Regions from separate parts of the Homo sapiens genome. Here region 2 is linked to region 1. Evidence: read pairs that join two places in POLR2A ChIA-PET (ENCODE). Cell type or tissue: GM12878. All regions are shown on one strand. Links, peaks and the distances in the headings refer to the core of each region. The heading gives the core; the rest is flanking DNA.

Region 1 (5,647 bases), core at 242-5,241:
CATGATCGCGGCTCACCGCAACCTCCGCCTCCCGGGTTCAAGCTATTCTCCCGCCTCAGCCTCCCGAGTAGCTGGGATTACAGGCATGTGCCACCATGCCTGGCTAATTTTGTATTTTTAGTAGAGACGGGTTTTCTCCATGTTGGTCAGGCTGGTCTCGAATTCCTGACCTCAGGTGATCTGCCCGCCTCGGCCTCCCAAAGTGCTGGAGTGTGAGCCACCTCGCCCGGCCACAACCTTTTTTTTTTTTTTTGAGACGGAGTCGTCGCCCAGGCTGGAGTGCAGTGGCGCGATCTGGGCTCGCTGCAAGCTCCGCCTCTCGGGTTTGGCCATTCTCCTGCCTCAGCCTCCCAAGTTGCTGGGACTACAGGCGCCCACCACGCCCAGCTATTTTTTTTTGTATTTTTAGTACAGATGGGGTTTCACCATGTTAGCCAGGATGGTCTGGATCTCCCGACCTCGTGATCCACCCGCCTCGGCCTCCCAAAGTGCTGAGATTACAGGCGTGAGCCACAGCGACCGGCCCAGGCCACAGCCTTTTTACTCATGTATCCATATCTACACCTGTCTCCATTTGGTACATTTGATACAGCCAGCGTATTAATCTTAAAAAGGAAATCTAATGTCACAATACTGCTTAAAAATCATTCAATTAATTCCAGCACTTTGGGAAGCCAAGGCAGGAGGATCACAGGTCAGGAGATTGAAACCATCCTGGGCAACATGGTGAAACCCTGTCTCTACTAAAAATACAAAAATTATCTGGGCCAGGTGATCAAGGTTAAGGTGATAAGTTGTGTTGATAGCACACCTTGATATCATGTAATGAAAAGGCATTTAGTCTTTGTGGTATTGTTTCCCCAAAACCCATAATCCCAGGAAAACATCAAATGTAAATTGGGGACATTCTACAAAATACCTAACCAGTATTTCTCAAAACTGTCAAGGTCATCAAAAACAAAAAGTCTGAGGAAATTTTCACGTTTAAGAGGAGCCTATAGGCCAGGCATGGTGGCTTACACCTGTAATCCCAGCACTTGGGGAGGCCAAGGTGGGCAGATCACAAGGTCAGGAGTTCAAGCCTAGCCTGGCCAACATGGTGAAACCCTGTCTCTATTAAAAATACAAAAATTAGCCAGCGTGGTGGTACATGCCTGTAATCCCAGCTACTAGGAAGGCTTAGGCAGGAGAATCGCTTGAACCTGGGAGGTGGGGGTTGCATTGAGCCCAGATAGTGCCATTGCACTCCATCCTAGGCGACAGAGTGAGACTCCAACTAAAAAAAAAAAAAAAAAAAAAAAAAAAAAAAAAAAAAAAAAAAAAAAAAAGAGGAGCCTATAGAGACACAGTGTGGTACCCTGGACTGGATCCTAGAACAGAAAATAGATATCACTGATATCACTGGAAAAACCAGTAAAAAAAAGTTTGGAGTCTATTTAATAGTAATATATCAGTGTTTCTTAGTTTTGTCAAATGTGCCATGGTAATGTAAGATCTTAACTTTGGGGAAACTGGATAAAGGATATGTGGGAACTGTTAGTATTATCTTTGCAACTTTTAGGTGAATTTCAAATTATTCCAAAATGTTCATTGAAAAACAAACAGATGGCTGGGCACGGTGGCTCACACCGGTAATCCCAGCACTTTGGGAGGCGGGGGCAGGTAGATCATGAGGTCAGGAGATAGAGACCATCCTGGCTAACTGGGTGGAACCTTGTCTCTACTAAAAAAAAAAAAAAAATACAAAAAATTAGTGGGGCATGGTGGCAGGCACCTGTAGTCCCAGCTACTTGGGAGGCTGAGGCAGGAGAATCGCTTGAACCCAGGAGGCAGAGGTTGCAGTGAGCCAAGATTGTGCCACTGCACTCCGGCCTGGGTGACAGAGTGAGACTCCATCTCAAAACAAAACAAACACAAACAAACAAACAGACACTGGCTGGATGCGGTGGCTCATGCCTGTAATTGCAGCACTTGGGGAGGCCGAGGCGGGTGGATCACCTGAGGTCAGGAGTTCGAGACCAGCCTGGCCAACATGGCAAAACCCCGTCACTACTAACAATACAAAAAATTAGTCAGGCATGGTGGCGGGAACCTGTAATCTCAGCTATTTGGGAGGCTGAGGCAGAAGAATTGCCTGAACCCGGAAGGCAAAGGTTGCAGTGAGCTGAGATCATGCCATTGCACTCCAGCCTGGGTGACAGAGCGAGACTCTGTCTCAAAAAAAAAAAAAAAAAAAAAAACAGACAAACAAAATACAAGCTCATGTCATCTGGACCCAGGTTCTTCAGCTTCATCTCGTGCCTCTCTCCTCTTGGCTCTTGGTTGATTAGCCATTGTGGCCACCTTTCAATTCCTCTAAAATATCATGCCATGTTTCCCTTTAGAAACTTTGTATATACAGTTGTTTCTTCATGAAAAATTTTCCAGTTTTTCTCTCTTCCCTGTTCTCACTCTCTCACCTAAAGAATGCATACTTAGCCTTGTGATTTCAGCTGAAAAGTCATTTCCTTGGAGTGGGGGTGGGGGTGATGGTGGAACGGGGGAAGGAGGGGTCACCAGCAACCTCCTGATCTATCTAAATGGAGAGAATGCTCTGTGCAGGCTGACTGTATTATCGTTTGCATGATAATTTTATTTCTTCCTGCAAATTGGCACTTGGTTTATACATTGATTAGTGGTAGTACTTCCCAAACACAACCAGTGAGACCGCATGGCACTTGGTTATTGGGTTTTCCCTGGTGACACTGTGGCTTTTCTTTTAAATTTCTACAATGACTACCTACCACCCCGAGCTGAGGAAGTCAGCCCCTTCTGAAAACTAGCTTTCCATACCACCCTTAAAGTGTGGTGCAGCGCTTCAGCTATAGCTCCGTCAGCAAAGAGTACAATGGGGTTTCTTCTCTTGACCTGGACTTCCAACAGCAGCTGGGGATTTTATTAGCTTAATAAGTTGCTCTTCCCACCTCATTGTCGCATGACACAGCCTTCCCTCACTGACTCAGCAGCTATCTGCCGAGCATCCGTTCCACACCAGGCCTGGTGCTGAGCAGTGAAGATACAGGTGACTACAGAACATGGGCCGGTCTCATACTTCACAGGATGAACAAGAACAGAGCTACAGAGCTAATAAAACAGTGCTGTGACAGAGGAGGAGGTGCATTTTAGTGTCAGTTTTGGAGATCCTGGGTTAGAATCTGATAACCTTTATGTAGTACGTACGTGAGCTAGGGCAAGACACAGGATTTCCAAACCTGTTTCCTCTTCTATAAAAATACTGTAATAATAAGTACTTTGTGGTTCATTTTGAGGAACATAAGAAATTTAACTTGGCACCTGGCATTTAGTAAACTCAGAAATGGTACCTATTATCACTGGCCTTATTGTAGTCCAGATGCCCATTCTCCTCTCATCCTCCAGTGTTTTTTTTGTTTGTTTGTTTGTTTTTTTTTAGACAGATTCTCGCTCTGTTGCCCAGGCTGGAGTGCAGTGGCATGATCTCGGCTCACTGCAAGCTCCGCCTGCCGGGTTCACGCCATTCTTCTGCCTCAGCCTCCCAAGTAGCTGGGACTACAGGCGCCCACCACCATGCCTGGCTAATTTTTTGTGTTTTTAGTAGAGACGGGGTTTCACCATGTTAGCCAGGATGGTCTCAATCTCCTGACCTCGTGATCTGCCTGCGGCGGCCTCCCAAAATGCTGGGATTACAGGTGTGAGCCACCATGCCTGGCCTCATCCTCCAGTTTTTAAATTTTTCCCATACTAATCAGCCTTATGTTTACCCACAAGAATCCACTCACACGACTGTGCAATAAGGACCACTGAATATTTTGTCGGGGAGAGAGGTGAGAGGCCACATAAAATATAACTGAAAAAAAATTCCTCTTAGACATTTTTATTCTTCAAATTTTTCTTCCTGGCTGTGTTGTTTCCAGGGACTTTCCCCTTCTCTCCTCTCCCTCCAATGCAGGAGAAACTAGCCTTCTTATCCCCACAATCTTTTCTTTGTATTTGAGTGATTTCCCTCTACTCTTCCCTTTGGGAAGCAACTTTAAGTCCTGTAGTCATCTTATGTACAGCAGTTGAGGGATCATGTTTTTATCATTTTGGCTTCTAGCTCTCTACCCCAAGTGTCTTCCAGAAGTACTTCTTAAAAAAAGAAGTCATACACATGGTACTTTCCTAGGAGGAGTTCTAGTGAATAAAATGCCTGTCACTCAGACTGGAGTGCAGTGGTGCTCACTGCAGCCTCAACCTCCTGGGTTCAAGTGGTCCTCCTGCCTCAGCCTCCCAAGTAGCTGGGATCACAGGTGTATGCCACCACAACTGGCTAATGTTAAATTTTTTTTGTAGATATGGAGATCTTGCTTTGTTGTCCAGGCCAGTCGTGAACTCTTGAGCTCAAGTGATCCTCCCCTCTCAGCCTGCAAAAGCTTTGGGATTACTGGCATGAGACACTGTGCCCAGCTACATGTTTTTTGACTTAACACATAGGGTCAACCAAAATTTCCATGTTTTTCATATGATGGTCTCTCCTATCACATGCTTTCACAATGTTTATTTAACAGTTAAAAAATTTTTTGAACTTTTATTTTGCACTAATTTTAGTTTTACAGAAAAGTTGCAAAAATAGTACACTTCATCTAGCTGCCACCAACATTAACATCTTATATAGTTATAGTATGACTATCCAAAGAAGGACATTAACATTGATACAGTATGATTAACCAATCTACAAATCTTACTGGTATTCCCCAGTTTTCTCACTAGTGTCCTTTTCCGGTCCAAAATCTAAAACAGATCGTGCAGTTTAGTTGTCATGTCTCCTTAAAGCTGTGACAATTCCTCAGTCTTTGTCTTTCATGACTTTGGGACTTCTGAAGATTACTAGTCTGGCATTTTATAGAATGTCCCTCAATTTGGGTTTGATGGTTTTTCATGATTAGATTGAGGTTATACATTTCTGGCAGGAATACAACAGAAAGCTGTGTCCTTTCCAGTGCATCATACTGGGGGGAACATATGTCATCTTATTAGTAATGCTAACATTGACTACTCAGTTAAGGTGGTGTCTGCTAGGTTTCTCCACTATTAAGTTTCTTGTGGGGATATATTTTTAAGATTATGGTGTTTTTGTGATTATGATGTTTCTCATCATTCTTCCACCCACTAAGCTTAGCATCCATCAACAGTTTTCATCTGCAACAATTATAACTGCAATGTTTGCTTAATGGTGATTTTCCATTTCCATTATTCCTTCCACATTTATTAACTGGAATTATGTGATAAGGAAGCATATCTCTTCTCTCCTAGTTATTTATTCATATCAGTGTGCACTATGGATATTTATTTTATGGGTTATGATGTAAGATTATCATTATTTTGTTGCTCAGATTGTCCAAGCATTAGCCATTGGGAACCCTGATTCAGCTCCTGGCTCCCTCTTGTCATGCTCCCTTCCTTTCAGAGCATGTCCTTGCTTTGTGGCACCACAAGATACTCCAGTCTCGGCTCTGATTTTCACTGCCCCAACTCTAGAATCAGCCATTTCTCCAAGAAGCTCTTTTTTTTTTTTTAAATTGGAAAATGATATTAAGAAACCAAGATCTTGATGTTAGATTTCATTGCTACTGGTGTGTTATTGCTTCCA
Region 2 (5,647 bases), core at 266-5,265, 290 kb before region 1:
TCTCAGCTTACTGCAACATCCACCTCCTGGGTTCAGGCGATTCACCTGCCTCAGTCTCCTGAGTAGCTGGGATTATAGATGCATGCCACCACATCCAGCTAATTTTTGTATTTTTAGTAGAGATGGGATTTTGCCATGTTGGCCAGGCTGGTCTCGAACTCCTGACCTCAGGTGATCTGTCTGCCTCAGCCTTCCAAAGTGCTGGGATTACAGGCGTGAGCCACTGCACCCAGTGTGTTTTAACTTTTTGACTGTTTTGTAAAAATATTAGCTTGAAACACAAACATAGTGTACAAAATATTGCACAAAAATATTTTCTTTCTTATAGCCTTATTCTGTAAGGTGTTTTCTACTTAAATTTATTTTTATTTTATAACCTTTAAATTTTTTTGTTAAAAACTAAGACACAAACAATCACATGAGCCTGAGCCTACAAGAGCATCAATATATCTGTCTTTCACTTACCTTATCCCACTGGAAGGGCTTCAGGGGCAGTAACACACATGGAGCTGCCATCTCCTAAGATAACAATACCTGCTTCTGGAATACTTCCTGAAGGACCTGCCTGAAGCTATTGTATAATTCACTGTTTTCTTTTTCTTTCTTTTTTTTTTTTTTTTTTTTTCTGAGACACTGTCTCGCTCTGTCGCCCAGGTTGGAGTGCAGTGGCGCGATCTTGGCTCACTGCAAGCTCCACCTCCCAGGTTCAGGACATTCTCCTGCCTCAGCCTCCCAAGTAGCTGGGACTACAGGCACCTGCCACCACGCCCAGCTAATTTTTTATATTTTTAGTAGAGACGAGGTTTCACTGTGTTAGCCAGGATGGTCTCTATCTGCTGATCTCGTGATCTGCCATCCTTGGCGTCCCAAAGTGCTGGGATCACAGGCATGAGCCACCGCGCCTGGCCAACTGTTTTTTTAATAAACAGAAGGAGTATCCTCTTAAATAACAATAAATAATATACCAAATACATAAGCCAGTAAAATTTTTGTATATGTGCTAGACATAATTGTAAGTGTGATGCTTTTATATAACTGACTGTGCTGTGGGTTTGTTTACAACAGCATTGCCACAAACACGTGAGTAATACATTGCACTATGATGTTAAGAGGGCTACCATGCCACTAAGCACTAAGTGATAGGAATTTTTCAGCTCCATTATAATTTTTTTTTTTTTTTAGACCGAGTCCTGTTGTATCACCCAGGCTGGAGTGCAGTGGCACAATATCGGCTTACTGCAACCTCTCCCTCCCCAGTTCAAGTAATTCTCCTGTCTCAGCCTCCCAAGTAGCTAGGACTACAGGTGCACACCACCACACCTGGCTAATATTTGTATGTTTAGTAGAGATGGCGTTCCACCATGTTGCCCAGGCTGGTCTCGATCTCCTGACCTCAGGTGATCCACCCGCCTCAGCCTCCCAAAGTGCTGGGATTATAGGCGTGAGCCACCGCACCTGGCTCAGCTCCATTATAATCTTACGGGACCACTATGGTTGATGGAAACATCATTATGCATTACCATGACTGCAAATCTAGGTAGTGTCTGTCCCAACTACTCAATTCTGCCTGTCATAGTGCAAAGGCAGCCATAGACAGTGTGTAAATGAACAGGCACTGCTGTGTTCCCATAGAACTGTACATTCGCTGAAATCCCAATGTCACATGATTTTCATGTGTCATGATTTTAATCGTTTTGTTTCCTACCATTAAAAAAAGTAGAAACCATTCTTATTTATGTCTGTACAGAAACGAGCAGCGGGCCAACCTTGAAAGGAAGTAAAAGGAAGATGTTCCTTTTTCAAATGCAGTGAGAATATCCCAGAGAGGACCATGACATAGGATGTTTCGCAAAAGGCTGAGCATCACTGGGGTGTTCCCCACCCTGTTCCATCAAGCATTATTTTGGGAAATGTGGTGCTAAGAGTTTGAACTTGCAGGATCTAGTATGGTTCCCAGCACAAGGTAAGTCCAGATGGAAAGCTGGTTGAGGGATATTTATGTAGTGCTGACTAGGAACCCGACACTCTTCTAAGTGCTTTATGTATATTAATTCCTCTAAGTCCTCATCATTATCCCATGAGGTAGTTATTTAGTATCCCCATTTTGCAAATGAGCAAGCTGAGGTTCAAAGGAATGAATGATTTGTGTCAGGCTACCCAGTCAGTGAGGGGCAGAGCCACATTGAAGCCTGTTGAGGAGAAGAAGGGATTGGTAGGGTAGCCCTGTGATAGTGGCAGGTGGGTAGAGGGGAGTTGGTTCTGGGTCATAACTACAGAACTACACGATAAGAACTTTATGGAGCCAAGAGCAACAGCCCAGGACATCCCAGTGAAGATGTCCAACTGGCAAGATTGGCCCTCAGGAGATAGTTAAAGGCTGAAAATAGTAACTGGGACTTGATTTCCCCTGCAGTCTTCCACAGTCGCGTTATGCCACTCCCAGTATGCTTGCTGTCCCTGTCAACCAAGCCCACAACTAGGTTATGCAAATGAGCATAATTTAGGGCGAGCTCTTTCGGAGATGCTAAGCCAAGGATGCCAGCCATCTTGGCCAGCACTCCACCAGGGCCACGTGTGCACCTCGGCCCTTGCATTGGGAGGGCACTTGACCTGCATCTCTTCTGTAGCTGGCCTTATGATGTACTTTCGGTACCTGGAGAGAAAAACATTTACCCTAGGCTTCTGGGGCTCAGGCTATCTATTAGGTCCTGCCAGCCCCTAAGGGTTGACTGCATAGGACATCTTGAACAGAGGAACACAGGAGGCCAGTTTTCCATCTGCTCCGCCAGGCTGGGAGGGCTGCCTTGTGACTCAGTAGCTGAACTACCGCAAGGGCCCCTTTCCTTGCCTCCCCCACAACCCTCCAGGGAAGAGCAGCTGAGAGGCAAAGGAAGAGCCCTGGTTGCAAGACACAGAGAAGTCATGCAGCCTGCCCAAGGTCACCCAGCCACCAGGGGGGCAGAGTCATAACTCAAACTCTGGGGACCGAACCTCAGCCTGCTGCTCTCTGCATCTTGCTGTCACTGCTTCATTGAAGAAGGCCATTCCCCAAAAGCAGGAAACAAAACACGGCAGGTTTCTGTCCACAACTGGCCTGAGTGATTGTGCACTGTGCAGCTGTTTAGATAAAGGGGACATTTTGACACAGGCGATGGAAGACAGCCCCATCAAAAGAGTATGCTGAGGCCAGGAGCAGTGGCTCACGCTTATAATCCCAGCAATTTGGGAGGCCAAGGCTGGCAGATCACCTGTGGTCAGGAGTTCGAGACCAGCCTGGTCAACATGGTGAAACCCCATCTCTACCAAAAATACAAACATTAGCCAGGCACAGTGGCATGCACCGGTATTCCCAGCTACTCAGGAGGCTGAGGCAGGAGAATCACTTGAACCCGGGAGGTAGACGTTGCAGTGAGCTGAGATTGCACCACTGCACTCTAGCCTGGGTGACAGAGTGAAACTTCCTCTCAGAAAAAAAAAAAAAAAAAGGGCATGTTCAAATTGTGGAATAATACATGTTATTTCAGGATGCTGTGTATAATACACAGCCCTGTCTCACCCTATCCCTGACCCAACCTCTCCCCTGATTCCCACCCATCCCTGAACCTAATCATTCTACTGATTTAGCCCATCGCTTGGATGAAAATAAAACATATTTAATAATTGGTTTTCTAAATTTCATCCAAATGTCCCCTGGTCTCAGACGAACAGCCTCTAAAATGTCAGGTTTCCATAATCAATCCGTATCCCCAAAGCCTTCCCCCAATAAGTTTGTAGATGCATTGAAGTAAGACGGCTGGGCTTTCTTTGTTTTCTTATTTCCGCATGATGCTCTGCACACAAAGGACCTAGTCCTCCAAAGCAATGTGCTGGTTTTGCTGGAGAAGACCCAGGCTCACTCACTTGCTCAAGGTCACTTAGCTTCTCCACCGCAGGCTTGCTCCTCTTCTGAGGGACAGCTTTTTTACCTCTGTTAATGGGAATGGAGGAGGTAGGCAGGGAACCCCATGGTGGTGACCCCATTCCTGCATGCTTATGGAACCTATGGTCAAGTTGTGTGGGTTCCTGAGGGCCATGGGCACCCACAACGTGTCATCTGTCCTGTTAAATGTCTTCACGCATGCAGAGGAATCCTGCAATTCAGATGCGCACAGCCACTGCAGCTGCCTGCCTTTGAGGGGCCATTAATTTCAGGGAGATTAATCACTCCGCGAGACAGCAAAGTCAGTCGCTTGCAGGTTGCCTTTGTTTGTCTGAGTCGCTGTGGGGGAAGTGGGCTTGTCTAGCTCCCCCAGTCTCTTTGTAGGGCAGAATCCGAGCCTGGCGTGGTGTAGCCCCCAGCCCTCTGAGCTCACTTTGTTCAGGGAGGAAGAATCCTTGGGAGACTTGGTCATTCTGTGATGTCTCCTCATTAGAGGAAACCAGGGGCTATTTTCTGTGGAAGCCACCAAGAGCCAGGCAGTTTGCAGCCTGAAGGACAGGAGCATCTTGTATTCCAGCAGCCAGATTGGAGGCTTGGATACCTAGAGAGGGAAACTGTAAGAACAAAAGTAAGAATGACAGCTAATATTTTAATTGAGTAAATATGTTACTGTGCTGAGTAACTATGCTAAGCACTTTAGAAATATATTCTCATTTACTCTTCCCAGAGATCCAGTGAAATTCACTGGGATATTATTTTCTCCATTTTAAAGGTAAGGAAACAGAGACTTAAAGAAGTTGCATTGGCCAGGCACAGTGCCTCACGCCTGTAATCCCAGCACTTTTGGAGGCTGAGGCGGGTGGATCACAAGGTCAGGAGTTGAAGACCAGCCTGGCCAAGAGGGTGAAACCCGTCTCTACTAAAAATACAAAAATTAGCCAGGCGTGGTGGTGGGCGCCTATAATCCCAGATACTCAGGAGGCTGAGGCAGAGAATTGCTTGAACCTGGGAGGCGGAGGTTGCAGTGGGCCAAGATCGCGCCACTGCAATCCAGCTTGGGAAACAGAGCAAGACTCAGTCTCAAAAAAAAAAAAAAAAAAAGGAAGTTGCATTTTTCGTCTAATATCACACTGTTGGTAGTTCAGGAGCCAGAACCTGAGCCTGGACATTATGCCCAGGACCTGAATTTCCAACGAACATTCTTCAAGTAGTCTGGCTTCTGTTTTTCACTTGGGAAGGGCTTTGGGATTTTAACTATGGTGATGGGAAATCATTGCAAAGGCATGAGCACCTGAGTCTACCTGACTGTCTTGTGAAAGAGAAACTACCTGCTGGTGCTTTGGGGAGATGGAGAGTTTTATTTGGGGGCTTCAGGGCACAGACAGAGCAACACAGGTTCAGGGAGGCCTGGGCCTGAGGCTCTTGTTGGGGCTTTAAAGGGCTTGAAGGAAAGGGCACCTTGAGCAAGAGCGTTTGTGCCAGGACGACTCTCCTGCTCATGCATGGTGTTCCACTCAACTTCATTATTTGGAGAAGAAAGATTGATTCTTTCCATTAAAAACAACAACAAAAAATCATTAAAGGCTGTTTGTTAGTGTTAAGTAAACTAAAAGGGAAATAATTACATCGGGGCCACTGATGAAATTACAATCAGATTAGAAACATGAGCTCGATTTCCTGAGCATTTCTTTGGCCACGAGTCTGATCTAAGATAATTGGATATCTCTA

What was found. ChIA-PET counts read pairs that join two places held together with the same protein. Peaks named below come from ENCODE experiments on the same cell type or tissue, not always from the same donor. Only the 100,000 strongest peaks of a DNase experiment are listed, where the experiment ranks them.
Region 2: POLR2A ChIA-PET joins it to region 1 with 6 read pairs; 2 of 35 experiments call an interaction of 5 or more read pairs at or near these places.

Annotation. Positions count from the first base shown.
Region 1 is chr15:79,945,744-79,951,390 of GRCh38, reverse strand. No RefSeq gene overlaps it. Among named protein-coding and RNA genes, the nearest start is that of BCL2A1, 23 kb to the left of the region's middle. In GM12878, for the core only: no CTCF peak of the experiment used is centred there; no DNase peak of the experiment used is centred there; H3K27ac peaks cover 264 bases.
Region 2 is chr15:80,232,315-80,237,961 of GRCh38, reverse strand. The region is part of intron 1 of CTXND1 (cortexin domain containing 1); the gene reads left to right. Among named protein-coding and RNA genes, the nearest start is that of CTXND1, 17 kb to the left of the region's middle. In GM12878, for the core only: a CTCF peak has its summit at 2,952; no DNase peak of the experiment used is centred there; H3K27me3 peaks cover 178 bases.